Linked DNA regions of Homo sapiens: region 1 is linked to region 2. The links are chromatin contacts, found by Hi-C or POLR2A ChIA-PET in ENCODE. All regions are on one chromosome and are shown on one strand. Each heading gives the region's core, a stretch centred on a gene start or an enhancer-like site at or near the end of the contact. The rest is flanking DNA. Distances are from core to core; before and after follow the strand shown.

Region 1 (5,133 bases), core at 1,852-4,351, 220 kb before region 2:
GTTCAGACACATCCGTTTTAATTATCCCTTTTATGAGGGTCTGTGTTTTTCCTGTGATAAAGGATTCAGGAAATAATTTACCACATTATAATCTATTTAACATAACTACCCTCAGTAAATAGTTCATAAAATACTTGAGGCTGGTGACATTTGTCTTGTAACCTGCTCATTTAGTGGGTTGGGTTTACAAAATGTATCTAAGCTTTTATTGCAATCTGCAATTATGTACATTAACAACCTTACAAACCTTGAACATAGTATATATATCCCCTTCTCTAGCCTTTCAAATGGGGCTTAAGAGAGAGAAAATGGCACCACTTCACTGCTATAATGATTTAATAATAAATCAAGCAGACTTATCATCCACATGGATAACGAAGCTCTCCCTAGGGAAACTGAAATACCTCTGGTCATCTTCCAGGTTCTCCTAGACTGGACCAGTATTTAAAAAATCCCAAAGATGATGTTACTCAAGCCATTACCATGAAGGAACTAAAGTCAGCCCTTTAAGTTCGCAAAACTTTAACATAACTACCCTCAGTAAATAATTTATTTTTTCTTCAACAATTTTCTTGCTACTGTCAAAAGTTTCTGGCAGACTTTAGTGTTTTAACCTGATACCTATGGTACATATTCTACATGCCAAGTGCTAGAGAGTTTAAGCAAAATTTTACATGGGGTATGTAATATGTCGGTATTTATGATATACCAGGGAAGACAAGTTGAAAATACATGACTTAGTAAGAACGATTTTCCCCTTAAGTACTTTCTAACTTTTTTTCTTATTTCCCACTTAGTTACAAAAAGTAAATAAATAATCCTATATTTTTCATTTCATTGATGCATGAAGACTCAATGTATGAAGATAATAGTCATCAGTTTATAATTACACTATAGGACAAAGTTTTAAAAAGTTCTAGTGTGTGTATGGCTAAATGCCTCAAATATTTTACATTTACTGATAAATAACAGCATTCCAAAATCATGGACAATTATGATTAAAAGTTGTAAACCATATCACAGAATATGTTAATCAGCACATCTTCATCAGTTTACATAAAGTTATAGTAGTCTTATTAGAAGTTGTAAAATTTGGTAACAGAAAATTTTTTTCAATACACAGAATAAAAAAAACATCATTGCAAATTTAAAAATCATGTAAACTTGAATTACCCTTGCAGTAAGTTGTCTTAAACATTCATATTTACAAGGTTTTTAAAACAAATGTGAATAGAATCCATATTAAAAGTACATTATCATTAAAGTTTAAATTAAAAGGAAAGATACAAAGGAAAGTCATAACAAATAGTTTCTCATGAACATCTCTAAGGTCCTACCTAGCACTACTTAACGTGGATGATAACGTGAAGCTCTGCATGGTAATCTGAGAGTCAATGCATAGATGAAGAAAAAAAGTAGGTACTGCTTGCGTTGCGGAACTATCATCTTCTGGACCTCAATTGCCAAGACGGCATCAGTCAGGTTGCCCACAGTTACCAGATGTTAACAGAAGTGTGACTGTAGAGGTCAAGAGGAAAGCACGGGAGACGTCCACATGAGACTCTATATGGAGTCCCTGACTGAAAGGAACGGGGAAGCTCCAGGGCCTTCTATGATGCCACAGATTCAGCAGTGCCAAGGACTTTACAGAACAGGTCGTCCCTACCTGACCGCCATGTGGACACATGGAGGACAGGGAACCCCTTCCGGAAGCACGAGTTGCCTTCTACCCAAATACGTTTTCCATGAACCATTTAAAACATTTTACTTGCTTTTCATTTTGCTTCCAAATATGAGTTTTAAAAACTTTTGGCCAATAAATAATCTAAAATATTCTATCAATCTTTCATGTAGCTTTATTTATTTATGACACGGGTTCTCGCTCTGACACCCAGGCTGGAGTGCAGTGGTGCAATCATGGCTCACTGCAGCCTTGACCTCCAGGGCTCAAGCAATCCTCCCACCTCAGCCTCCTGAGTAGCTGGGACTATGGGCATGCCCCAGCATGCCCAGCCAACTTTCTAAATGTTTTATAGAGACGGGGTCTCCCTGTGTTGCCCAGGCTGGTCTCAAACTCCTGGGCTCAAGTGATCCTCCCACCTTGGCCTCCCAAAGTGTTGAGATTACAGATGTGAGCCACTGCACCTGGCCCCTCATTTAGCTTTTACTTACATAAATAAATAAAGCTCTATGGCATTTCATATTCAACAGAATTGCAGAAACTGCTATTTACTGGAATGGTAAGGGTTCCTCTCCTGCCCATACCTCCCACAGGCAAATCCATTTAATCATGTGTGTACACACAGGCCCCTGAAAAGCACCATGGCAGTAAGACCTTCCCCACATGAGTTGGTAACCTGTAAATTATCTTAGCCTTTCCTTATTCAACTTATCAAACCCTCCTCAGAACTCCACACTATTACTTCCCCTTTGGTGACGTGAAGGGTTGGAACCCCAGCATCTCCCATTCCCGATGAGTCATAACTCACACACTGCACAAAACGCAGTCCACATAACTGACCAATCACTTCAGCCACCTGGTTACCCAGGGCACTGGCCACTCAACGAGGAAGGACTGCCCTGAAGCAGCCACAGATAAGGCTTCCCTTTGAGTTTAAAGGGTCACAAAACAGTACCATGGAAAAGGGAAGAAAGAGGGTGATGCTGTCACGCTGAGGACCTAGTCACAGGCTGCCCGTGAACTTGGAATCAGTGAATGATTACAGGAAAAAAAAGTACATAATTCACTGTACTAAAAACGTGAAATTTCCTCATCACTGAAAACACGCTCATCTGAAATCTCTGTAAAAAAGGATTTGGCTGTTGAAACTTGTTATCAATGCCTCTTCTCGTAGCCACCATGACAATAAATTTGGCTAAACATTTAAATTTACCCTCAGTTTTGGTTTTCCTTTAAAAAAATATGTAAACAAATGAACAGGAAATCTCTGCTTGTAAGAAAAATCTGAATATAACAGGGGAAGGTCAGCAGACGGTCACCGGGGAAAGCATCCAGGCATCTTGTCGCCTCGCTGGGCTGGCCGGGGCTCAGTCACTATCTGACTCCTCCTTGTACTTGGCCCGGATGGCCTGGCCGTTCTGCAGCGGCATTTCCTCATAGTCACTCCTGTGAGCAAAGAGACCTTTGAGACCGTCTAACTTCTGACAGCTCTTTATTTTCCTCTTCCACACTGACACACCATTCCAGCAGGAATTAAATCATAGCTTCGCTCTTTCAATTTTCTATCACCAACTGCTACTGCTCACCCCGTCCTCCTCTCCCTGACCCCCAGTTCCCAGGGCCCATCAGTCCAGAAAGCACAGTTCTTCCCGTGGCCAGCACGCCCTACAGGTAGCCAGCAGAAAGGACTACTACCACATCTAAGCCTGAATACTGTGAAAACAGAAAACCACGAGCCACTTGACACTCCAAGGTAAATGCCTTCATACCTTGAAAATAATTTTAGAAGAGTAACCCATTCAGAAACATGCAAGGCCGTGCCGGGATGCCCAAGGTGTGCCGGCCTTCTAACGGACAGGGACTTACCCATAAATCACATCATCATCCGAGTCATTCAGCATGGAGAAGGCAGGATTGTCTTTCAGCTGGGACTCTGAAAACCAACAAGAGCATTTGCATCTCAAGCAATTGACGTGATGAGCCTGGACAGGCAGGATGCTGTCCCGGACAAAGGAAGGGAGTTGGAAAGAACTGGACTCAAATCGCAGAGCTGCCATGTCTGTATAAACCTGAACACATCTCGTGAGGCTGTTTTCTCATCTACAAGACAGGGCTGGCCTGGCCTGCCTGGCAGGGACGTCCTGAAGGCTGAGGGAGGCGGCCTGTGGGAAGGAGCAGGCAGGCTGCCATTGCCCACGCACGAGCTGCCTCCTGTTGACACAAGGAGTGGGGAGCTGAACATAGGCCCCAGGAGAGGTGGCTCTGCCCTGCCTGCCCCCGCCCAGTCCTTGGACGTGCAGCGAGCTGCTGCTTCTGTAAAACGGGCATGATTATATGTTTATCATAAAGTTGCTGTGAAGCTTAAGTGAGACGCCGTTTGTGAAGGTGCTGGGCAAGTGCTAGCCCACTATAAGATGTCGGGGGGTGCGGGGGGCTGCCTATGTTCTAGAGAGTTCCCATCCTTTTCATTCCCTGTGCAAGAGGGTTGTTTTGGTTTCACTATTAGGTGACTTTTTGTATGTTTTGGCTTTTTTTTTTTTTAATGGTAACAACACTACTACAGATGCTCCTTGACTTACGATGGGGTTATGTCCTGATAAACCCATCGTCAGGTTGAAAATATCGTGAAGTCAAAAACGCATCAACTACAGCTAAGGCACCGAACATTGCAGCTTAGCCTATTCTGCCTTAAGTGTTACTACATTAGCCTATAGTTGGGCAAAATCATCTAATGCAAAGCCTATTTTATTTAATTTTTTTTTAAGAGACAGGGTCTCATTCTGTCACCGAGGTTGGAGTGTAGTGGTGTCATAGCTCACTGCAGCCTCTCCTCTTGGGCTCAAGCGACCGTCCCTCCTCAGCCAACCGAGTAGCTAGGACTACAGGCACATGTCACCACACCTGTCTAATTTTTAAATTTTTGGAGAGATGGGGTCCCTATTTTGTTCCCCAGGCTGGTTTCAAACTCCCAGCCTCAAACAATCCTCCCGCCTTGGCCTCCAGAAGTGCTGGGATCAAAGGATCAAAGCCTGTTTTGTAATAAATGGTGACTCTCTCATGAATTTGCTGAATGCTGTACTGAAAGTGAAAAACAGAATGGTTGTTTGGGTATTCAAAGTGTGATTTCTCCTGAATGTGCATTGCTTTTGCATCATTGTAAAGTCAAAAAATCCCAAACTGAACAGCAAAAGCTGGGGACTGACACTAATAAAATGAGTGTGTCAACTCTGTGGGAATGACACAACGCAGGTTCTACATATGCTGGGCCCCAACTCACCTCAGAGCTCGACATTTCAACTCACTCTCTCTCTGCCAAGAGAAGTCACTGGGAATCACAGCGCCCACATGAATGGGAAACCCGGGAAGTGGGTCGTGGATGAACACAGGCCTCTGTGCCCGCTAACTGGCCAGCAGTCCAGACCCCAGGGTGGCTTACCATAGAGGGCATTCTT
Region 2 (5,132 bases), core at 746-3,245:
CATTGTTGGATAAACGAAATGTTCACAGACTCAATTTCATCTTTTAGAAATTCTTAATCAGTGGCCAGGTGCGGTGGCTCACGCCTGTAATCCCAGCACTTTGGGAGGCAGAGGAGGGCAGATGACGAGGTCAGGAGATTGAGATCATCCTGGCTAACACGGTGAAACCCCGTCTCTACTAAAAATACAAAAACTAGCTGGGCGTGGTGGCGGGCACCTGTAGTCCCAGCTACTCGGGAGGCTGAGGCAGGAGAATGGCATCAACCCGGGAGGCGGAGCTTGCAGTGAGCCGAGATCATGCCACTGCACTCCAGCCTGGGCGACAGAGCAAGACTCCACCTCTAAAAAAAAAAAAGATTCTTAATCAGTTGAGATGCAGCAGTACATGGAAACATAGTCCCATTTACATACTTTGCTAAGAGTTCCAACTAGTATAAACGAAAAGGTGAGTAACACCCTTAAATTAGAGACAGAAATCTTTCCAGTGATTTTTGGTTTAAAAATAAAGCCAAACTGCTAATGCTGTTATTCTCATTTCCTCCCCTGTCTATAATTCACAGCTGCAGCCTTATCTCCCAGTAGCTTACTTCCTGTTCTCTAAATCCTTCCAGCCTATTTGGCAATGTTAGGACACACCAGAATGTTGAGGAATTACCAGCTGGGGGCCAGCTGGGTTCTCAGTTGCCCGAATTTTGTGCTATGGGGCCATGGATCTGCGCAGTTATCCAGGTATAGAGCTTCCCTTCCCTTTTCAAGGAGAATGTGACTCTCGTTGACTCTCAGCACCAAAGAACTTCTGTCTTGGGGTATTAGCTAAAGTGTATGTTCTTTGACTAAGAAGTCAGAGGAAAGGGTTAGTTTTGACCTAGGCCTTTGATGGTTCAAAAAGATACCAACCTATTACCCTCTCCAATATAAGACATGTTCTCTCATTTTAGAGTGTTACTATTATCAGTGAAGTTATTAAAGGCAGGAAAATCTACACAAAAAAACATAGGGCAGAACTGCAGAAAGCCTACATTTGGGCCATAATCTAAGGCCCTAAGTCAGTCACATCACTTCTTACACCTAGAACTACTTTTAGGGAAGGCAAAACAAGCATCACTTTGCCCATCCCAAGGACGTTCATCTTCTGAGTCAGGAGCCCTCCAAAGGGTGTTGATAGATTTACACAAGAAGCCATCTCAGGGAACAACCAATGTCATCACTATTCAGAAGGATTTCTCTCAACCTAAAACAAATGTAATTTGAATGAACACTAAATACACACAGCTCAAGGAAGAAATCCCTGTGATTATCACCACTCTGTTCTTCTTATTCTGCAATTTATTAAGTGAACCAGCAACAACTACAATTGTGCAAGAAAAACAAAGTGATTGCCAATTTAATTGTAGACACATGTGGTCATTTTAACGAACCAAAAGCACCCTGAAAAGGAGGCTGGAAGAAATTCAACTAGAACAATGGTTCTGCAGACTGCTGCCCCCAGAGATGTCACCGGGAGGTCAGTGGTGAGGAAGGCGGGCTCTGGAGTCTGGCTGCCTGGCTCTGACTCCGGGCCTCGTCATTCACTCACCAGCTGCACAGCTGTGGCCACCAGGACCCTCTTGCTGCCCCTTTCCTCGTCTGCTTGACGCAAGCCATGGTAGCACACCCCTCACGGAGTTGTGAGGAGTATCTTAAGAAAGGACCTCAGACCGGGGCCAGGCACACCGCAAACATTCAGCAAATGAGAGCTCTGTGTTATTAATTCACAAACTCAAAACTCCAGAAGATAAAGACTGCTTCAGCACAGTATTTACATATACAGTTTCCTCTTTAATAAAAGATAAATGTTTTGAAAGGTAATCTCCCTTTCCAGACCTGTCTCCCACCACTTGCACCCCTTACCCAACTCTGTAACTTAAAAAGCAACATCACCACATGCTTCGTGCCACCCTTGGCCAGGAACACCCTTCTGCCCCTTGCCGCCTGGTGAGTAAAGCCTTCCCTGAAGTTCCAAGCACTCCCGCTTGCTCTGCGTGCAGCACCTTCTGCACAGTCCCGGCCCATACGGTACACTGCGCTCCGTCACACAAATGTTCCACACCAGACTGAGAACTTTGTAGCTTTTGTTCTATTAAACTATTCTTGAAAGATGATTAACCGTTATCTGTTCCCTCTCTCTCTCTCAAGAGTAAGATGTTAAAACTGATTCAAATGATAAGGGGTTGGATAACAGCTTTATTGGGACAAAATTCACATATGTAATTCACCCATTGTCAGTGTACAATGCAATGGTTATTAGTATATTCACAGAGTTGTACAACCTTTACAATATGTTTTAGAACATCTACCTCAACCCTCAAAGCCCTGTACTTTTTAGCTACCACCAACCAACCCCACAATATTTCCCTCCAGCCCTAAGCAACCAATTCTCTGTTGTTACAGATTTGCCTACTCTGGACATTTCATATAAAAGGAATCATACGATATGTTCTCTTTTGTGACCGGCTTCCTTCTCTTAGCATGTTTTCAGGGTTTATCCATGTTGTACCATGTATCAGTGTTTACCTTTTAAATATAGCCCAGTAACATTCCATTGTATTGAGAGACCACATTTTGTTGATCTGTTCATCAACTTTTAGCTATTATGAATACTGCTATGAACTTTTGTGTGCAAGTTTTTTTTTTGTATAAACATGTTTCATTTTTCTTGGGTCTATACCTAGGAGTGGAGTTGCTGGGTCAAATGATAATTCTATGTTCAACTTTTTGAGGAACTACAGGACTGGTTTCCAAAATGATGCACCAACTTACATCCCCACTAGCAATGGCTGAGGTTCCCAGTTTCTCCAAATTCTAATACTTGCTATTGCCTGTCTTCTAAAAAATGACAGCCACCCTGGTGAGTGTGCAGCAGTTTGATTTGTGTTTCCCTGATGGTTAATGATGCGGAGCATCTTCTCATGTGCTTGGTGGCCATTTGTGTGTTTTTTGAGAAATGTCTATTCAGATTCTTTGCCCATTTTTAGTTGGGTAGTCTTTACTATTACTGAGTTTCTCTTAAGCCCTCTGAAACACTAACTACATGTGAAGAAAACTTTAGATTTTACTTTCAGATAGCCAAATTTATTTCTGTCATTTGAATGTTCACAAATCCAGTTCTCATTCAAACACAATTCAGTTAATCTCAGTTGGTTGGCAAGAATCTGTGAATGAAATGGCCTAGAGATAATACAGGAACTCAGAAAACAGATCTGTGGTCAAAGCCCTGGAATCTGGGGACCGCCGTGCCTCTAACCAGTTCTGAACCTGCATGTGCTGGGGGGTGACCTTCTAGTCCCAGCTTCCTTAGGACATGTACCAGGAAACACAGTTACACATTCCTTCCTGTATTTTCCAAACTTTTTTGTCAGAAAATAATATATCTTCTTATTGGATAGAGTTTATATTATTAGCCAGGCCTGAATTAGGAAAAAGTGAACTCCACACCAAATCTGATATGAATGCGAAACTACCATTCCATGCTTCTCATCTATTAAGTGGCAGCAAGATTCTTCCATTAAAGCAAGATAAAACAATGCTGAAGAGCTACATTATAATTACGGTCTGGAGGAAACCCAACAGTTAATACTTTCATCTTTTGACCATATTCAGGCATTCATCTGCCTCAAAATCCTGTGGAATAGTACCCCCTATGACTCTAACTTCTATTCTTTTCCACTCATCATAGCTGCAAACTCCTGAGTAAAAATTCTACTGGAAAGTATGTTCAATCACATGCACTATTCATTGAGGTTGCAAATCACTTTGAAAACTTGTGAAATTCACATTTTTCCTCATCACTTCTTTTCACTCACTCTCAACTAAATACCCTTGGTGTATCTAGTAGTTATTAGTATTAATAGTTAATTTAGAGCTAAAACAGACATCTGTTTAGCTCTAAACATAAATGTTTAGTGCTCTGGCTCACAGATGAGGAAAGGTAGGCTAATGAGGTGAATAAGCTTTCCTAAGGTCACAAAGCAAGTTCAAGGTTAGGTCAGGGTCCAAGAGGCTCTGTCTTCTCTCTCTTGTTCAGAGCACCTGTTAACCAAGCTGTCACCTGTGGCCGTCAATCACTCAGCCAATGAGTATTCAGGAAGCACCAAACAGGTGCATTCAGGGAGGACACAAAGAGGGGAGAGACGCCTGCCCAAGGAGCACCTGGTGGAACACTCAGAGGAGCCACTTCATTCTTTGCTTTTTAAGCATGTGTTCTTGCTGTCATACTTCTACAATGCAAAAATGTCCTAGAAAACAACTGTATCAATTAGTTCTGGTTCTGAGGAAAGAAAATAAAATCACACTAAAGAGAAATAAACTAAGACGTTCCTGGTGGTGTGTGTTGGGAGACGCCGAGGCAAGGCTTGTACGTCTGACATAATGTAAAAGATTCTTGGAACATGTCCGGGATCCAGGGTCTAAAACTCCTTGTGGCCTTTGGAACGCCAAGCTCTGTGCTAAAGGGTGGAAGGCTACCCTGACGCACCATAATCTCAGCCCAGGGCATAAAAACCCCTTGTGGCTTGGATAGAATCCAGGGCTCGTGGCTCTGGAATGTGTCTAGACTTGCTGGCTCCTTGCTCCTTGCTCCTTGCTCTCCCAGGATCGATTGTATCTTGAGTTAAAAGAACCTGCTCTCCATTATCTCAAGTAGCAGAGCATATGCTAAACCGTCACAGCTGTAAATCATGTGCTTAATGCAACGGTGCCCTTTTGACCCCCACATTCTCAACACCTGTTTGATCACCAATAAATAGTCTGGGCTCCCAGAGCTCGGGGCCTTCGCAGCCTCTACACACTAGCGATGGCCCCCTGGACCCACTTTCTCTCTCAAACTGTCTTTTCTAATTCCTTTGACTCCGCTGGACTTCGTCACCCCCACGACCTGGTGTTGGGTCTGATCACCCCAACAGGTGTGTTATAAATGATTTTTAAACTTTTCCTTATTTTCTGATTTTCCCACAATGACCATATTTTACTTCCATCTTCTCATACGTCTGAAAAAACTATCTTGTTAGACAGTGAATTTAAACAATGTATTTCAGCAACAATAAGTTTAAGTCATTTTTACATACATTATTTTACATAGCTTATTTTAGCTCCAC

Evidence for each region. Hi-C counts contacts between places; a loop is a spot of excess contacts on that map. ChIA-PET counts read pairs that join two places held with the same protein, here RNA polymerase II (POLR2A).
Region 1: a loop to region 2 is called in a map of endothelial cell of umbilical vein, with 2.2 times the contacts of the local background. The contact joins two enhancer-like sites. A Hi-C loop is called at or near these places in 1 of 168 maps with a recorded cell type or tissue (endothelial cell of umbilical vein). POLR2A ChIA-PET finds 5 or more read pairs at or near these places in 1 of 52 experiments (HEK293).

What each region holds. Positions count from the first base shown.
Region 1 is chr6:158,629,804-158,634,936 of GRCh38, reverse strand. It overlaps TMEM181 (transmembrane protein 181), which reads right to left. Exons shown (of 17, transcript NM_001376852.1): 15 at 5,118-5,133; 16 at 3,548-3,614; 17 at 1-3,127. The coding sequence ends at 3,049. Among named protein-coding and RNA genes, the nearest start is that of DYNLT1, 12 kb to the left of the region's middle. RefSeq lists a silencer at 2,553-2,714 and enhancers at 3,393-3,892, 3,893-4,394. Within about 2 kb of position 3,101, at least 29 of the 41 ENCODE cell types and tissues checked have a DNase peak (open chromatin) inside an H3K27ac peak, as active enhancers do; they include endothelial cell of umbilical vein, where a contact is called at or near this core.
Region 2 is chr6:158,405,084-158,410,215 of GRCh38, reverse strand. All of the region lies in intron 1 of TULP4 (TUB like protein 4), which reads right to left. Among named protein-coding and RNA genes, the nearest start is that of SNORA116, 85 kb to the right of the region's middle. Within about 2 kb of position 1,995, at least 10 of the 41 ENCODE cell types and tissues checked have a DNase peak (open chromatin) inside an H3K27ac peak, as active enhancers do; they include endothelial cell of umbilical vein, where a contact is called at or near this core.